Regions from separate parts of the Mus musculus genome. Here region 1 is linked to region 2. The links are chromatin loops, found by intact Hi-C in ENCODE. Cell type or tissue: heart. All regions are shown on one strand.

The links. Peaks named below come from ENCODE experiments on the same cell type or tissue, not always from the same donor. Only the 100,000 strongest peaks of a DNase experiment are listed, where the experiment ranks them.
Region 1: it touches region 2 in a loop (5-fold over the local background); 3 of 42 quality-filtered maps call a loop at or near these places.

The regions. Positions count from the first base shown.
Region 1 is chr14:22,101,400-22,103,899 of GRCm38, reverse strand. All of the region lies in intron 2 of Lrmda (leucine rich melanocyte differentiation associated), which reads right to left. Among named protein-coding and RNA genes, the nearest start is that of Gm41107, 71 kb to the right of the region's middle. In heart, no CTCF peak of the experiment used is centred here; a DNase peak (open chromatin) is centred at 1,429; H3K27me3 peaks cover 602 bases.
Region 2 is chr14:21,988,130-21,990,629 of GRCm38, reverse strand. Zfp503 (zinc finger protein 503) reads left to right here and starts at 1,029. Exons shown (of 3, transcript NM_145459.3): 1 at 1,029-1,605; 2 at 2,346-2,500. It overlaps A330001L22Rik (a long non-coding RNA gene), which reads right to left and starts at 1,155. Exons shown (of 2, transcript XR_001781181.2): 1 at 1-1,155. In heart, a CTCF peak has its summit at 976; DNase peaks (open chromatin) are centred at 1,109, 1,189, 1,479, 2,159 and 1 weaker place; H3K4me3 peaks cover 2,500 bases; H3K27ac peaks cover 2,500 bases; H3K27me3 peaks cover 1,206 bases.

The sequences.
Region 1 (2,500 bases), 110 kb before region 2:
GTATTTGCAGTTTTGTAAATATTCTCTCAAACACTGCTGTCCACAGTAGAGAACAGTGATGCCAAAACTCAGAGGAGAGTTGAAACCCAACCCTCAAGGTCTTATAAATTACACAGAAAAAAAGATTCAAACTTGGATATGTCTGTCTCCTCAATCCACTGTACCTCAAAATCAACTCCTAAGATTAGCAATTTGCCAACAGGATACAAGTTGAAGGCCCCCAGAAAAGATCAGTCCCCCAAAACGTCTCTCACCAAGGCTAGCAACGTCCTCATTGTAAGTGAGTCACATGCGCTATTTTCTCTAAGATGCCTCTATAATCTTATGAACAATCATTTGTTTCTGTATTAACCCTTCATTATCATTAGTTGTGAGTCATTTTCATATAAACTTCTTTGTTGGCCCTACACAGCAAAGTCTAACACCCTTCATATTATCTCCACACTGGAAAAGAGAGGTGCAGGCCTAGCCAACACACAGCTCTAGACTGCTGGCCCCTAAGTATTCCAATTCCTGATTCATTCTCTCTCCCCCATTCCCCCTCCCCTTCCCCTCCCCCTCTCTCTCCCTCTCCGTCTCCTTCTCCCTGTCCCTCTCTCCTCCCCCTTCTTCCTCCCTCCTCCTTCCCTTTTCCTCCCTCCCTCTTCTCTTCCTTCTTCCTCCTCCTTTTAGTATGTGTGTGTGTGTGATATGCTTGTATATACATGCTTATAGAGGCCAAAGGTCAACTCCAGTATCTTCCTTTATGGTTTTCCAACTTATCTTTTGAGAATGGATCTCTCCCTGAAGCCAGAGCTCACTGATTGGCTATACTGGCTGGATTGGTTGGCCTGCAGACTCTGGAAATCTCCCTTTCTCCATTTCTGGTCCAGCTTTTCCCTGAGTGCTAAGGCTCTGAAACAAGTCCTCATTCTTTTGTGGCCAGTGCTTCACTGACTGCACTATCCCCTCAGCCTCCCAACTCTATGTTTCCAGAAGCTTATTTTATTTGCAAATTTTATCAGCTGGGATGGAGACTGCCAGGTGGCCAAACTCTAATGGAAGGAGTCTTTAGGAAGGAAGGGCAGACAGGAGGAGGAGGACACTGAAGAAGAAAACAGTAGTGGGAATAAGGCAGAGATCAGGAGCTGAGTAAAGTCCTTGTCAAGTGCAAGGTGCCAACCAGTGTCCTGAGCCTCCTTAGGAATACAACATTAGAGGCTAACCCTTCTTCTCACAGCCTGTCACGTGCTAGAGCTAGCTGGACATAGCTATCTAGATGTTATTTCTAGCATAGCTACATGTTCTGGTCTGGAACAACCCCAGGTTACACCCAGATTACTTATCGCAACTCCCTCTTCCTTTTTTCATTTTCAGAAATGTCCAATCTGGACAACAAATTACACGGTCACTTCTGTTATTCTCTGCCACGAGCAGACTTGAAGGCAGGTCCTCATATCCAGCTTGTACAGCTCTGAGCTAACACATGCTTCCAGTTGATATAGTCAAGCCCTCCTGCTTCATCTAAGTGGAAAGCAACATGACAGCAGATCACACGGAGGCCCCTGGGCAGCACACTCGGGTGCCCATCATACCAGGGCTCTTATTCCTTCTGTAATTATTAGGTGTCCAACACGCAGAGCACCAACCCCCACGTACACTACTGTGTAATTATTGGAAGACTTGAAGCAAGATGTCCTCAAGGTGACACCGGCTTTGTCAAGAGAATACATGTACACACATGCTGCTGCACCCGGCTCTCATGGGATCTCTGCCCAGAGACAGTAAGCAACAGCTTATATACAGGCACGCTCCACAGTTAGCAAAGCTATGTTACTCTACGTTCCTATTTCTTTCCCAGAACCCTTGTGAGGAAGGAAGGCCAAGCATACAAGCTCCAGGTTCCAAGTCAGGAAACTAAAGTTAGTCCAAACGGGGTAAAAGCGGCCAAAGGCTGCACTGCTGGTCAGAGGCAAAGCCAGGTCTAGATCCAGGTCTTCCCATGGCCTTCTGGTGTCCCAGGTACCAGGTACTCAGGACAGAACTGTGGTAAGGAGCTTGTCTGGGTCCTGATTTCCCAGAATGCTTTGGCTCTAACCCCACCTTTCTCACATGTCCCTCAAAAAAAATAGTTATTAGGTCAATTCAGTTCCTGTTTAGTAGACGGTTTCCTCTTCGTTCAGGCTCGATACATTAGGTCTGACTCTGATCCATTAGGTCTGACTCTGATCCATTAAGTCTGACTCCAGTACATTGCATCTGACTCTGGCCCTGTCCACAGCACTAAGGAAGCTCTGGTTTACAGTGAAGGTGGGCCTGCGATTTGGAACTCATGTCACCCTATCACCTCAGCCATTCCCAAGGTGAGGACCGGAACAATTTGCCTCACCCCTTTGGGTCTCTTGTTTCTTTCTCTTTAAAATAAGGAGGCTGCCGCCATCATGAGGACGCATGCCTATAGCCTCAGAACTTAGGAGGCTGAAGCAGGAGGATCACCATAAGACCAGCCTAGGACAAACAG
Region 2 (2,500 bases):
CTCCTCAGTTCTGTCCACAGCGTCAACTCTCACTCTCCAGGCCTATGAAAGAGGCCAATATGGCAGGTGGCCCAAGGCCTAGCTTCCTATGCTAGGACCACAGGAGCTGACCAGAGGGTGACACCTTTAGAGCCATACAGTGGGAGACACCGGCAGGCACTAACACCCCGCAGGCTGCAAGCAGCTTCAGAGACCTTACCCGGCAGAGTTTGGGGTTGCCATTCTGCCAAAACGTAAGCTGGACTTCTTACTCCAGAGATCATTCAGGCACCTTCACAAAGGTGCCTGTGATCTTGCCATAGTCTCACAAATTTACCTTTCTCAATTGTCGCAGGAGGATCACAAACAGCCAATGTTCTTAACACACACACACACACACACACACACACACACACACACACCAGCCCCAGCCGCTCTTCTTTCCAAATTACCATTAATCGAGTTACCATCCCATTAACTTTGCCAACCTAAGGAATCAAGGAATAAAATCAAAACTCTGTGAAAGAATACTTACGAGAAAATTATATAACTCACCCCCACCCCAGAAAGTTCTCGTTATCCGCGTGGACAGAAACAGAAGGGAAGGGGGACTGGGATGGTAGGAAAGAAATAGGCTGGCAAACAGAAGGAAAAGTCCCCTGAGCGTGCCCGGTTCAGCTCAGGGTGCGCGGTGGTCCGAACCCGGTCTCCAGGCTGGGCCCCCGCCCCTGCGCAGGGCGCAGATCGGCTCCTGGCTCCCAGCTCTCCCAGCCCCACCATTTATCAAAAGGACTTGACAACAAAAGAAGAGCTCTGCGGAAAAGTGGGGGGAGGGGAAATTCAAAGTCTCCCAAGTCCCTCCGAGCAAGGGGGTGTGTCCTCTTCTCACCCCCTTCTACTTTCTACGAGTTTCTGGGAGTAACCCCGGAGCGGACGTTATGGAAGTCGCCCAGCGGCACAGGAGTGCATACGCACTGTGCACCCAGATCCAGGTACAAGTCAGCATGCACAGCGCCTCCCCTCTTCTTTCCAAACAGCCCGAGCGACGGCGCAAATCGAGGGGAACGCCGAAGTCCCGCTCCGCTTCCCTGGAAGAACCGGTTTCCACAGGCAGCCGCCCCTCCCTCTCGCGTTCCTTCCCTCTCCTCTCCCCGCATAGGTCAGTCCTGTCTGGATGGTCTACATCATGCCGTCCAGCAGCCCGATTAAGTCCCGGCTCCCAGGACTGTCGGGATGGCCAGCGGAGGGTAGTGGCGAAGGACCCGGGAGAGGAGGAGAGCGAGCCTGAGACCTGTTTGCCTATGCACATGGTCAGGCCTCTTCTCTTGAGCTATTCAACTCTCGCTACGAACACGGGTCACAGAATTAAGGAGGTTTATTCTACAAGTAACCTCCAGAACTCGGGCTATATTTGATGGCATGGCTCTTTGGAAAGAAATTCCCGAGTCTGGGGTGGGAACACTACCGAGGTCGACAACTGGACATCCTCAAGTTACATTCCCGGGAGGGATTATGCCAGAGAGGCGGGAAACCTCCGCGTTAGACGTCGCCTCCAGCGTCGTTCTTAGGTACTCAGCAGACCCGAACTGGGCGACCCGGATTGACCGAAGCACCCAAAGGTAGAAGGTGTGTCTGTCTCCACAACCCCAAGAGGGAGTGAGCACATCCCAGGCCGGTGCTCCAGACTAGGAGTCCTGGGTGCACCTGCGCACTTTACTCTCACTATTTCATTTTCCTGACTGTGGACGCCCCTTTCCCCTCTTTCTTTTTCTTACACACCCTCCACACACACAAACACACACACAGGTGCCAGGAGGCTGCTGCTCTTTCCCCCTCCTTCAGTTTCTTCTCGGTCTCTTCCTTCCTCTGTCTCACTCTAGGTCTCTCTTTTTCCCTTCAAGTCTCACCCGCCTTGTAATCAGCAACAAAAGCTGACATAAATCACGGGCAGATTGACAAGAGCTGACAAATAACTGATTGATTGCGGTCGAGGCACATTGACAATTGATGGAGGGGTGGAGATGCCCAGAGAAACAGGGGGTGCGGGGGGGGGGGAGAGTAGCAAGACGAAAGCAAGAATGGGGGGGGGGCTGAAGTGTGAAACAGGGGAAACATGTGACCCCCCGCTCAAGCCCCAATCTGAGCGTCCTTCGGTGTCACGTGACCGGGAAGGGCGGAGAGCCCGGCGCACGTCGCGAGGACGAGCAGCCACCGCCTCCGTTGCCCTTCTAGCTTCTGGTTTCTCTGCTGCTGAACCTCTGGAAATCCAAGCGGGCGGGCAGACTTTCTGCAGCATCGACTTTCCTTACCCGGGTGGCCGCGCCACGCAAAATCTTAATTTCTGAAAAGATTTTTTTTGTATACAGGCTCCCACTCATCCCTGGAGTTGACTGTTCAGCAGGTATCCACATTACCGCCTGCGTTTCTTCTCCCGAAGTCTGTTAACACTCCCTCCCTCCAAAGGTTTCAGTTTGTTTTCCTGCTGGGAAAACGAAGAACGACGAAGAGAAAAAAGAAGGAA